Regions from separate parts of the Homo sapiens genome. Here region 1 is linked to region 2. Evidence: read pairs that join two places in POLR2A ChIA-PET (ENCODE). Cell type or tissue: K562. All regions are shown on one strand. Each heading gives the region's core, and the rest is flanking DNA. Links, peaks and the distances in the headings are about the cores only. Region 1 has its middle 30 kb from the start of ABT1. Region 2 overlaps LOC124901287 (a long non-coding RNA gene).

What was found. ChIA-PET counts read pairs that join two places held together with the same protein. Peaks named below come from ENCODE experiments on the same cell type or tissue, not always from the same donor. Only the 100,000 strongest peaks of a DNase experiment are listed, where the experiment ranks them.
Region 1: POLR2A ChIA-PET joins it to region 2 with 6 read pairs; 2 of 35 experiments call an interaction of 5 or more read pairs at or near these places.

What each region holds. Positions count from the first base shown.
Region 1 is chr6:26,623,710-26,630,679 of GRCh38, reverse strand. No RefSeq gene overlaps it. Among named protein-coding and RNA genes, the nearest start is that of ABT1, 30 kb to the right of the region's middle. In K562, for the core only: no CTCF peak of the experiment used is centred there; no DNase peak of the experiment used is centred there.
Region 2 is chr6:26,293,954-26,300,923 of GRCh38, reverse strand. It overlaps LOC124901287 (a long non-coding RNA gene), which reads right to left. Exons shown (of 2, transcript XR_007059520.1): 2 at 1,960-4,853. It overlaps TRR-TCG4-1 (tRNA-Arg (anticodon TCG) 4-1), which reads right to left and starts at 1,247; the gene lies at 1,175-1,247. RefSeq lists cis regulatory regions at 3,477-4,004, 4,509-5,168 and enhancers at 4,689-4,983, 5,079-5,128. In K562, for the core only: no CTCF peak of the experiment used is centred there; DNase peaks (open chromatin) are centred at 1,323, 3,723, 4,449 and 4,893; H3K4me3 peaks cover 1,261 bases.

The DNA of each region.
Region 1 (6,970 bases), core at 1,050-6,049, 330 kb before region 2:
GAACCTGTTTTTGAATACTAAGAAGTTCATTGGGGTGAACTTTGCCTTTTTAAGCCCTGTGGTACTTCTTTGCAATGACAACCACCTCCACAGATTTTGGGCATCTGCTTTGAGAAAATGAGAAATCAACAACCAAAAAGAATGCAGTTCAATAATCATAATTCAATTACAAATATAATTATCTCAACTAATAAAGAATAAAACCTGATCATCCAGGCCAGACACAGTGGCTCAAACCTATAATCCAGCACTTTGAGAGGCCGAGGTGGGCGGATCACCTGAGGTCAGGAATTCAAGGCCAGCCTGACCAACATGGAGAAACCCCATCCCTACTAAGAATATAAAATTAGGTGGGCATGGTGGCGCATGCCTGTAATCCCAGCTACTTGGGAGGCTGAGGCAGGAGAATCGCTTGAACCCGGGAGGCAGAGGTTGCGGTGAGCCGAGATCACTCCATTGCACTCCAGCCTGGGCAACAAGAGCAAAACTCCATCTCAAAAAAACAAACAAAAAAACCCTGATCATCCATATTGTCTTGTCCTTAGAAAAATAAATCATAATTCCTCAAGCAGGAAAATAATATCTACTAGTAAGAAAATTAAAATAATTGTTCTGAGTGAAAAAAGCCAATACTAAAGTTTATATACTGTATGATTCCATTTATAACATTCTTAAAATGATAAATTATAGAAATGAACAGCTTAGTGGTTGTCATGTATAAGGGTTGGGGAGTGAGGTAGGTGTAGTTATCCAAGGATACATGATGTATCCATGGGGTGATAGAAATGTTCTGTAGCTTGGCTGTATCATTGTCAATATCCAGGTTGTATGATTGTACTAATTTTGCAAAATAGTGGTTATCATTGGAAGAAACTGGGATTTCTCTGTATGATTTCTTACAACTGCATGTGAATCCACATTTATCTCAACATTTAAAGGTTAAAAATTTTGAAACATTACATTTAAAACGTCTCCTTTGATCATCCTTACTTAAATCTAGTCACTTAATTCCTTTCCAAAGACAGTGTTATCACATTGTCATGTGTCCTTCTACAGACATTTGATACATATGCACATAAAAATATTAAGTAATATTTGGTAAGATGTAGAAATACAGTTGCACAATCTCTTTACACTTACATATATGTTTCCAAGAAAGAGAAATGCAGAAATGATGAGGAGAGATGATATCACTAGGTAGGTGTATATTAACAAATATACAATATATGAAACAATAATGGTAAGTGATTTACACAGAGTGAACAGCCTACTGAACAATAATATCACAAAATTTGAGAGGAAAGTTGTAAGACAAAAGTGTTCTAGTGTCATTCTATTGGGAGAATTGTAAACATGTTGATTAATTTTAATTGTTTAATTATGGGTCTTAAAGTTTTATGACAAATGCAAAAAGTAATAGATATAGAATATAGAGCTTCTAAACAAATGGGACACAAAAATTGATTTTGAAGAAAAAAAAAAGTACAGCCATCTCTCAGTAGGTGCAGCAAATTGTTTCCAGGACCCTGTGGTATACCAAAATCTGGACTTACTCAAGTCCAGCAGTCAGCCCTGCAGAACCACGGAAACTAAAAGTCAGCCCTCCCTGTAGGCAGATTTCACATCCCACAAATACTGTATTTTCCATTTGCGTTTAGTAGGAAAAAAATTCACGTAACAATGGACCTTGGTAATTCAAACCAGTGTGGTTCAAAGGTCAACTGTATAGCCATAAAAGACAAGAAAAAATGAATCATATTTTATATTGAAAAAATATTTTATATTGAAAAGAGAAAACTGAGTTCTAAGCTTGCAGTGGGAAAAGCTAAAAATCAGCCTAAGTTACACCACAGGATTTTCTAAAGACTCAGAAATTTATGACCATAGGTACTTCTGGATCTGAGGGATAATTGGTGAAGGGCTAAAATAAGGAAGAATGTATAAAAGCTCTCTCTCTCTCTTGTCTTTCCAACCCTGGCAGAAAGAGGATGAAACAGATAGTATCTTGAATGAAGGACACAAGGCACAGATGATGTGATGGGTAGCATGGAGTGGGAGGATGGAAATAGAATTATCACACAAATTTATTCATGCTAGCTACAAAATCGTGGCAGTCTTATCCAACTCTACTGCCAGATTTCAGGCTAGGCAGTCCTTAGCTTCCAGGCATGTCATTGAAAGAGTTCTACTTGGTAAATCTGACCAAGTGAAGAGGAGAGCTGTAAAGAAACGAACATCATCAATGCCGAAAACATGGCCCTACCACATTACCCTCTAGTGAAGATCACTGTCAACAAGCCCCACTACATTTTAAATGTTGCCAGTTTTTTTGTTTTTTTTTTGTCTTGTTTTGTTTTGTTTGAGATGGAGTCTTGCTCTGTCGTCCTGGCTGGAGTGCAGTGGCGCGATCTCTGCTCACTGCAACCTCTGCCTACTGGGCTCAAGCAGTTCTCCTGCGTTAGCCTCCTGAGTAGCAGGGATTTCAGGGATGCGCCGACATGCCCGGCTAATTTTTGTATTCTTAGTAGAGATGAAGTTTCCCCATATTGGCCAGGCTGGTCTTGAACTCCTGACTTCAAGTGATCCACCCACCTCTGCCTCCCAAAGTGCTAGGATTACAGGACAGGCGTGAGCCATCGTGCCTGGCCTGCTGCCAGTTTTTAGCCTATGATTTTTAAACATGGATAGATCAAATAAGAAACACCAGGCATCTGAAAAAAATCTGAAATAAATGAATGGGAGGGAGAACCATGGATGACAGAATATTCAAGGAGAAAGTTATCAGTATGCACACACAATAAAAGTTACACGTAAATGAAACAAGGAAAAGATGTTGATGTTAAAAATATGATAGCAAAAATGAAAAATTCAGTAAATGTTTGGAAAATAAAGATGAGGTTTCAGACAAAAAGAATTTTGATAATAAGAAAGAGAAAAAAAATGTTAGAGGAACAGCCCAGGAATCTCCAATGCCAAAGTATTTGGAATTCCAAAGAAAACAGATAAAATAGTTCATTAGATAAAAGAAAATAAATGTTAACCCTAAAGAATATAGGTTTTCAAATTGAAAGACCTGCCAGTAGGCTGGGTGCGATAGCTCACACCTGTAATTCTAGCACTTTGGGAGGCTGAAATGGGTGGATAACTTGATGTCAGGAGTTCCAGACCAGCCTGGGCAACATGGCGAAATCCCATCTCTATTAAAAATACAATAGTTAGCTGGGCATGGTGGCACACACCTGTGGTCCCAGCTACTCAGGAGACTGAGGTGAGAGGATTACCTGAGCCCAGGAGATCAAGGCTGCAGTGAGCCATGCACTCCAGCCTGGGTGATAGAGTGAGATTCTGTCTCAAAAAAAAAAAAAAAAAAAAAAAAAAGAAAGGAAAGAAAGACCTAGTATCTCAGAACTGTGGATAAAATGGACCCAATTAAGGCATGTCATCTTGAAATTCAAAACACTACGATGAAGAGTAGATTTTATTCACTTTCTCACAGAAAGATACAGATAACATACCAAAACTTAGGAATGAAAATTTTCTTCTTATGGCAACATTGAAAGCTATAAAACAATGGTCATGCCTTTAAAATACAGAAGTAAAATGTTTTGTGGCCTACAATTCCTTAACCCATCAGATTTTTAATTAAACGTGAGGGTTAGCCTGGCGTGGTGGCTCACGTCTGTAATTCCAGCACCTTAGGAGGCCAAGGCGGGTGGATCACTTGACATCAGGAGTTTGAGACCAGCCTGGCCAACATGGTGAAATCCTGTCTCTACTAAAAATACAAAAATTTGCCGATTGTAATGGTGTGCACCTGTAATCCCAACTACTTGGGAGGCTGAGGCAGGAGAATCGCTTGAGCCTGGGAGGCGGAGGTTGCAGTGAGCTGAGATGGCGCCACTGCACTCCAGCCTGGACAATAGAGTGAAACCCTGTCTCAAAAAAAAAAAAAAAAAAAAAAGTGAGGGTGACAAAAATACATTTAAGGTCTCAAAAATCTATCCCAAATGCACATTTTCTCAGAGAAAATTTGACAAGAGTTTCTCTCTTGTTGCCCAGGCTGGAGTGCAATGGCACAATCTGGGCTCACTGCAACCTCTGCCTCCCGAGTTCAAGTGAATCCCATGCCTCAGCCTCCCGAGTAGCTGGGATTACAGGCATGTGCCACCATGCCCGGCTAATTTTTTGTATTTTTAGTAGAGACAGGGTTTCACCATGTTGGCCAGGCTGGTCTTGAACTCCTGACCTAAGGTGATCCACCCGCCTTGGCCTCCCAATTTGATGAGATTACAGGTGTGAGCCACTGCGCCTGGCCAAGAAAAATATTGAGTGATATGATCCATTGAATTGAGTGAAGAAACCAAGCCACGAGAAGATATGAGATAGAGGGAAAAGGAGATTTAATACTGCAGAAACACAAAATAAATATCCAAAATAATGATAGGAGAGTTACTGGAAGAGAATGAAATCTAGACACAGACCTTACAACTTTCACAAAATTTAACTCAAAATGGATTATAGGCCTAATCTGTAAAACACAAAACTATAAAACTTCTACAAGATGATGTAGGAGAAAATCTAGGGACACTTGATTTGATGATTTTTTTTTTTTTTTAGGAGTTTTGCTCTTGTTGCCCAGGCTGGAGTGCAATGGTGCCACCTCTGCTCACTGCACCCTCTGCCTCCTGGGTTCAAGCAATTCTCCTGCCTCAGCCTTCTGAGTAGCTGGGATTACAGGCATGCGCCACCATGCCCAGCTAATTTTGTGTTTTTAGTAGAGATGGGATTTCACCATGTTGGTCAGGCTGGTCTCGAACTCCTGACTTCAGGTTGATCCACCTGCCTCAGCCTCCCAAAGTGCTGGGATTAGAGGTGTGAGCCACCACGCCCGGGCAATGGTGATTTTTTTTAGACACGACACCAAAAGTACAATCCATGAAAGACATAACTGGTAAGCTGAACTTCACTAAAATTGAAAACTTCTCTGTGAAAGATCGTGTTAAAAGAATGAAAAGACAAGCCACATATTGAGAGAAAATGCTGGCAAACCATGTATCAATAAAGAACTTGTATTCAAAATATACAAAGAAGGCTTTAAAAATTCACTAAGAGGGGCCGGGCGCGGTGGCTCACGCCTGTAATCCCAGCACTTTGGGAGGCCGAGGCGGGTGGATCATTAGGTCAGGAGATCGAGACCATCCTGGCTAACAAGGTGAAACCCCGTCTCTACTAAAAATACAAAAAATTAGCCGGGCGCGGTGGCGGGCGCCTGTAGTCCCAGCTACTCGGGAGGCTGAGGCAGGAGAATGGCGTGAACCCGGGAAGCGGAGCTTGCAGTGAGCCGAGATTGCGCTACTGCAGTCCGCAGTCCGGCCTGGGCAACAGAGCGAGACTCCTCTCAAAAAAAAAAAAAAAAAAAAAAAAAAATTCACTAAGACAACAACCCAATTTTTAAAATGGCAAAAGATCTAAACAGACACCACCAAAAAAGATATACAGATGACAAATTACCATATGAAAAGATACCCAACATTGTATGCCATTAGGGAACTGAAAATTAAACCAACAATGAAATTGCATTACACACTATTAGAATGTCAAAAATCCAAAACACTGACACCACCAAATGCTGGCCAAGATATGCAACAGTAGAAATTCTCATTCATTGCTGATAGGAAAAAGCCATATGATACAGCCACTTTGGAAGACATTTTTGCAGTTTCTTTTAAAGCTAAACATAATCTTAACATATGATGCAGCCATCCTATTCCTTAATATTTACCCAAATGAGTTAAAAACATATGTCCACACAATAACCTGCACACAGATGTTTATAGCAGCTTTATTTATAATTGCCAAAACTTGGAAGTAACCAAGAAGTCCTTCACTACGCAAATGGATAAACAAACTGTGGTACATCTATACAATGGAATAGTATTCAACAAATAAAAAGGAATGAGCTATCAATCCACAAAAAAGACATGGAGGAACCTTAAAAGCATTCTTCTAAGTGAATGAAGCCAATCTTAAGGGGCTACATACTATATACTTTCAACTATATGACATTCTGAAAAGGATAAAACTATTAGAAGACAGTAAAAAGATCAATGTTCTCCAGAATGGGGGTGAGTTGGGGGAGGGACAAATGGATAGAGCACTGGGAATTTTTAGGTCAGTGAAACTATTTTTATGATACTGTAGTGGTAGATATATTACATTATACATTTGTTAAAACCCCTATAATGTACAACACAAAGACTGAACCCTAATGTGAACTATGGGCTTTAGTTAAATAATAATATATCAATCTTGGCTCATCAGTTGTAATAAATGTATCACACAAATGTAATATATTAATAGAAGAAACTGTGGGTGGTGTGGGGGCATATAGAATCTCTCTGTACTTTCTGCTCAAGTTTTCTATAAACCTAAAAGTACTTCAAAGAAATAAAGTCTATTCGCCAGGAGTGGTGGCTCACACCTGTAATCCCAGCACTTTGGGAGGCTGAGGCGGGCAGATCACCTGAGTTTGGGAGTTCGAGACCAACCTGACCAACATGGAGAAACCCCGTCTCTACTAAAAATACAAAATTAGCTGGGCATGGTGGCACATGCCTGTGATCCCAGCTACTGGGGAGGCTGAGGCAGGATAATCACTTGAACCCGGGAGGCGGAGGTTTGTGGTGAGCTGAGATTGCACCATTGCACTCCAGCCTGGTCAACAAGAGCGAAATGTGGTCTCAAAAAAAAAAAAAAAAAAAAAAGGAAAAAATAAAGTCTATTAATTAACATTTTTAAATTTTATTAAAAGATGAAGTCAAAAAATATAATATTTTAATGGTTGCTGAAACAGTTGTGTCCTTCTTAAAATAAAAATACTGGTTTTCAGATATAAAGACTGACACAATAACCGTCAACAAATTGATTGCAAAAAAGATTTTGTCTCTGGCCTTAAATACCTTCATCATTA
Region 2 (6,970 bases), core at 1,249-6,248:
ACTGTATTCATTTTAAAAGGTTACTCTTCTTTTGAGGTTATATCCTTTTTCTAGTTTATAAAAGGATGCTCAGTGCAAATGGTGGGTTTTGCCATTAACAAGGCAGAACATGGTTTTGCATGACATTAGGACATTGACACTTTCTAATCCAATAAATTTCAAAGTCTGGAAACCAATGCTCAATCCCCACATTTTTTATACAACTTGGAATCTACAGATGACTAGAGGAAACCAGAATCAAACAGAGCTATGGAAGAAGCTGGGGACAGGGAGAGGTAATTATTACTAATTTTAATATTCTTTGCTTTGATCTAGAAACACACTTATGGACTCCATGTGATTTGAATCAATGATCTCATCTGGATGGAGTCAAATGTCTTATGTTTCATCATGATGTCAGCAATTGGAAATTACTTTTCCTTAATCCTAAATTATTATTAAATTCAGGCACACAAAATGTTATTTAGGAATACAAAATGTTTTTTATATATTTTGCACAGCTGTGTTCCCTGTCTTTTCCTGTTTGCACACACACACTGTAACCAGTTGGACTATTTTAATTACCTTTATATTTTTGCTTTGCAATATAAAATTCAATATTAGGTATTCTCATCCTTTTGATGGCAACACACCCACAACAAAAAAGTTAAAATGGAGAGTAAGAACTAGTAACATAGGCTTCAGCAGCTGCCAAAACTCCTTGGTACACGCGGATGTAGACTAAAAAAGAAATGTGAAGAGTTTTTGGCCTAGTGCTAAATCAGAAGAAGCAACAGGTTTCCTACTGTGCTAGCCACTGGGGCCTGGCATTAGTCTGAGACGCTACAGTTTGAGACAGCTTGGCTTATAGATCTGAATTTCTTTTTTTCAAGGAATTGAATCCTTGAATTGAATCTAAGCCTACAAAACCGAAACGCAGGTGCTTAAAATCCAAACTTGGGGAGAACCTGACAGCTCCAAAGTAGTAGATGGCTGTATTTCAGTTTTGACTTTCCAGTCTTTCTTCACTCTGTCACTTGTTCTCCTAAGGCCTTTGAGAATGTCTCCTTCTTCCCTTTAAAGGAGAGGAGATGGAAGAAAAAAAGGATTCAGAAAACCCAGAGAGTGTATGATTTATTTTTTTCTTGGAATGAAATGGGTAATAAAATTTTCATGCCCGAAAACGAACCCCACTTAACCACGAAGGGATTCGAACCCTCAATCTTCTGATCCGAAGTCAGACGCCTTATCCATTAGGCCACGTGGTCCCCCGCAGTTCCGTTGTTGCTGCAATACTTAGAAAATAAAACGAGCTTCCCCCCACCCGCCCCCTCCAACCCCCCGTGTTGGCATCTACAGCGCCCGTGTTTTCGCCAATGAGAAAATGAAAACTTTAGATTAGGTGGGATATTTGGGGCCACAGAATCGGGATTTATAAACGGTTGGTATCGACAATTATTTTAGTCTTGTGGTAATATAACTACTCCTTGGAGAGAAAAGTCGTTTGTTCTGACTCCCAAGGCAGAAGAAGCGGAGTTTATGGCATCTAAAAGATGCTAAAATTCTGCATATTGTCTGCATCGAAGGATATGTTAAAATAAGCTTACTCAAGGTTTCTTCCCTATGATGCTCATCCACATTCACCATTTACAGACTAGGTTCTTGCAGGGTCTGCCCAGATAGTTGTTAAGAAAACTGTACCTGGAAGGCAGTTTTACCACAAGGCAACATCTGTACCGTGGTCTTTCTCGCCATCCTGCATGGATATCTGCAGACCCCGGAGACAATTACCCCCTCTCCATGCTGTTCTGGTACTTTCTCTGATTGTGATAATGTGATATCAGAGCACTTTTCGTGGTATGGTTCTGTTTAGAAAGGAAAGAAAATACTTTCCTTGGGGTTTCTCAGGAGTGCCGAGCGGACTAGAGCCATTACCAGTTTTTGAGGTTCCCATATATTAAGAAGTGAAGGAACACGAAATAGAAATGCAAAAATTTTTATTATTAACAATTTTTACATTTAATAGATGAATCAACACGAAAATGTAATGCATTAGCATCATACTATGGAGAAGATATTTATAGAATTTATAATGTTCCGTAGCGCTCTTGGCCCCATCATGGCATATAAAGTTCTATTTTGTGTGGCTTCTTTCAAGCCTGTCAGTGAATCTCTGTGAAGTCAAGTACTTCATTTGAAGATAATGTCAACAGCCTACATATAAGACATTTCCTTAATTTTCCTAAACCCCAGATACTGGGAATAATGGCTCTCCTGGCTCATTTGTGATAAGTCTTGGTTTCTCTTGGTTAGCAAATATAGCGGCTTCTGGTGCATAGAAATTGGGCCTTTTACATAGTCTTTCTTTCCCTATCCATAGAATAACATCTGACAAATAGTAGGAGCTCAATAAAAATATGCCGAATTTCTCATTTATTTTCGAATTCTGCAATCATCTTCAATGTGAGAATTATTATTATTATTATTATTATTATTATTATTATTTTTGAGACAGAGTCTCACTCTGTGGCCTAGGCTGGAGTGCAGTGGCACCATCTCAGCTCACCGAAACCTCTGCCTTCCAGGTTCAAGCGATTCTCCTGCCTCAGCCTCCCAAGTAGCTGGGATTACAGGCGCCCACCACCAATGCCTGGCTAATTTTTGTATTTTTAGTAGAGACGGGGTTTCACTATGTTGGCCAGGTTGGTCTCGAACTCCTGACCTGAGCTGATCCTCCCACCTTGACCTCTCAAAGTACTGGGATTACAGGCGTGAGCCACCACGCCCGGCCAATGTGATAATTATTTAACAATATTCTTCTATTCTGCAAAAATCTTTGTTGCTCTCTCTTTCTCCTTCCTGGAGAAGATTGATTGAAAGGCTATTATAATATCTGGATGACCCATAAACCATTATGGGTAGTGTTTGTAGAAGTATCAAGGAGTGGTTGAATTCTGGGTATGTTTTAAAGGGTTTGTGATTAAATTGGTGTGAAATAAATAGAAAAGTCATATATATCTCCAGTTTCTTTTGCTGTAACAACACAGTTTGCATTTACTGAGACAGGAATGACTTCAGAAAGAGCATTTTGAGAGTGGAGTGTGTATGTGTGTGGTGGGGATCTAGAATCTGTTTCAGCATTTACTTCAAGTTGTGTATTGAACATTCAAGTGGAGATGACTAGTGTGGAGTGGTCAGATTTAAATAAATATATACAGTCCCAAACTTTCCCTTTCCCAAGTTAGAAAAGAAGTGACTTGCTGAAAAATAAACCAATCAAGGACCAGATCATAAACATGAAAACTCTAAAGACTTTTTTCCTTTATTTCCCCCCTTATTGATTGATTGATTGATTGCTGCACCTCCTGGAATGGGACAGAGACTTTTTTTTCTCAGAAGAGAACTGGAATAATATTCTTTGCTCACAATTGGTCAGTGGTTTCCTATTGCCCACTGAAAAATAAAATCCAAGTGTTTGCCTTGTATACTCACGCCCTTATGACCTGTTCTTTCCCTTTTTGTTCTGCCATAACTCCAAACCAATTTTAGGTATTGTAAGACCTAAAATTTCAACTGCTGCCTTGAGATTTTTGACCCTCACAGAGCTCCCCAAAAATGCTTATCCACAAATTCCCCTGTCTTGATAGCTATGACTCCCACAAGCAGGAAAGGTTCCCTACTTGTCCAGTTCCCTTATCTGACAGACCAGCTGCATCTCACTCAGGCCTCAACCTAATGGGTTTCGTCTCACTGCCAGTCCCTAAAACTGTTAAAGCAAGCCAACTACATTCTCTGGAGGGAACCAGGAGTCACCCAACCCTCTGATGACTACAAAGCCTACCTCTCACAGCCCCTAATGGTTCATTCTGTTCCTGAGTGCAAACCTTCTGTGGCCTTGCACGGTATGCAGTGCCCTCTTTTTTCCAGGCTGTGAGTACATATGACTAATAAATTTCTGCCAGTCTCATTTATTCAGTGTTGAGGTCATGTGTCCAGCCTTCTTACTATTTAGGGCAGGAGAATTTATTGTCTTTCAACAGGTGCACAGGAGGTGATCGGAACACAGCCACTTTTCTCTCCAAATCCCTCTCCCTCACATGACCTCACCTCCATACTTCATCACACTGAATTATTTGTAGTTCCTTAAAAACCTTTAACTATTATGCTTCCTTATATTTATTTCTTTTTGCTAGAGTGCTCTTCTCGGCTATATGGCAAGTTCTTACTCATTCAAGTTTTGGCTCAAAACCTGCCACCATTTCAGAATCAGACAATTGCCAGGGCAAAATTAATGCAGCAACCCTGTTTTAGTTTTCATTTATCTCTGTAGATAAGTGCCATGGTGATGACCCTTACTAAAATATCGGAATGTTCACATACTTACTGGGTAATAATGTTATTCTATATATCTCAAGTAGTGTGTCACTATGAACTAGGTTGTCAGCATTATTTAAAGTAAATATGATGATTCATGATGTGTGCCTGGTGTCTGGTTCCACATGCCTGGCCACGTGGTAGCTATGACTAGCTCCCCTTAACAACTTTGACTCTAATGCCCAAGTGGACTTTGCTATGCAAGCATAGCTTACACACATGCGTGCAGTTCACAATTGGAGAGAAAGGGCTTTCCTATCCTCAGTGAAGACGTTGGATGAGAAAGCCTTCTTTAGCCTTCACCTGTTGGAGGCCAAAGGAATGAGGGACGTGACCAACTCAATATACCACTGGAGGGTATATGAGCAAACAGCAAACTGTTCTCATGAAAGCAGGATGTTGGCAAACTGACAACTGCATCTGTCACCAGAAGGAATGCTGAGGGCAACCACGTCCCAGGCACCGTGTTCCTTAAGGTTATCTATAGGAACATCTGGAGTCTGTTGAACAAAGAAAGCAATCATGTGAGCCTGTGATAAATCAAGTAGCTGACCAACAGTTACCCCTTCCTCCCTGTTCACTCCACGTAATAAATATGAAGGGCTGTAGAAGCTCAGGGCCCTTGTTCTCTAGAAGCAAGGAGCCCTCTGACCCCTTCTTTTAAACAAATTCTTTTGTCTTTGTCTTCATTTCTGCATTTGTCCTCCTTCGTTTAGTCCTACAGTAACAGCCACAATGGCACCCAAACAGAGACTTGAATGAAGAAGGTCTGCTGGAGCAGAGAAAGTGAAACTGATCAGATGAACGAGGAACCCCAGGACGAGTCAGCCAGAGGAGGATATAAAGTCAGTGCCCTGAGGAGGTACTGGGAGCGGGAAGTTTCTGAATCAGGGTAACATGGGGCAGAATTTGTCTATGGAGGAGCAACATTATGTGCAGTTGCTTAATGCTCAGGTTAGCTCTCAAACACTAACTAAGCTTCTGCAGGAGTTTATTATGCATAACCCATGGTTTCCACAGACAGGCACCCTCAATGTGGAAAATTGGGACCCAGTAGGAGACAGATTAAAACGGGCTCATCAAAAAGGTCTCAAAGTTGATCCTTCTGTTTTCTCTGGGGTTTAGTCTGTACTGTCCTTCTGCCATTGTCCCCTTCTTATTCTGCTGGACCACAGGAGCCATGTTCTGAATCTCAAAAATTGAAAGAATCTTTTGTCTCACCCACAGCATGCATTGAAAATGATAAACAGGAGGCCAGGCACAGTGGCTCACGCCTGTAATCCCAGTACTTTGGGAGGCCGAGGTGGGCGCATCGTGAGGTCAGGAGATTTGAGACCATCCTGGCTAACACAGTGAAACCCCATCTCTACTAAAAATGCAAGGAAATTAGCCAGGCGTGGTGGTGGGTGCCTGTAGTCCCAGCTACTTGGGAGGCTGAGGCAGGAGAATGGCGTGAACCCGGGAGGCGGAGCTTGCAGTGAGCTGAGATCGTGCCACTGCACTCCAACCTGGGTGACAGAGCGAGACTCTGTCTCAAAAAAAAAAAAAAAAGAAAAGAAAAGAAAATGATAAACAGGAAAGGACGAAAATTGGCCTGTACCATCCCCCCAATAGCAGAAACATCTATACCGCCTCCTTCAGTAGCAGAAAGAGACCCCAACACAAAGAATTCTCTGCGCTGCTGCCATAGCTGGAGAGCCCCTAGGACCTTGCGCTTTTCCTATTTCCGTAAGGCCCAATCTGAATAATCCACAGCAGTTTACTTATGAACACACCCCGGTAGAGTTTAAGTTGTTGAAGGAATTAAAAGCTAGTGTAGTTAATAATGGAATACAGAGCCCATTTACTTTAGGATTGCTAGAATCTGTACTCGGTGCTATGTGCCTTCCAGCCTTTGATATAAAGCATTTGGCTCACACTTGTTTGTCTGGTAGTGCATATCTGACATGGAATTTAAACTGGCTAGAACTGTGTGCAGACCAGACTAGACAGAATCGTGCTGCTGGACACGGGGACATTACAGAGGATATGCAACTGGGTAATGGCCCTTATTCAGATCTGCTGCGACAATTGACACTCCCAGGCACTGCTTACAAGCAGTCTGCCTTGGCTGCTAAACGCGCCTGGGACACCATTCCAGAGCAAGGAGTCCCAGTACAATCTTTTCTACAAGTTATGCAAGGGTCGCAGGAGTCCTATGCACATTTTGTTGTACAATTACAAGAGGCAGTGAGGCATCAGATTCCTCATACCGCTGCTGCAGAAATGCTTACTTTGACTCTAGCTTTTGAAAATGCAAGTGCAGATTGTAAACGTGCTCTGGCACCTGTGAGGTCTGCAAAGATCTTAGGAAAATTTCTCAAAGCCTGTCAGGATGTGGGAACTGAACTCCATCATTCTACAATGTTGGCTCAAGCAATGGCTAATTTAGTAGTAACAAATCTAGAAAGGGCCAAGGGTCAAGCCCTAAAGTAGGAAAATGTTATAATTGTGGAAAAATTGGACATTTCAAAAAAGAATGCCATCAGACCTCTGGGCAGAGAGGATCTTATAATGCAGTTCCCCCAGACAGAAAAAATGCCAGGACTTTTCACTCGTTGTAATAAAGGAAATCATT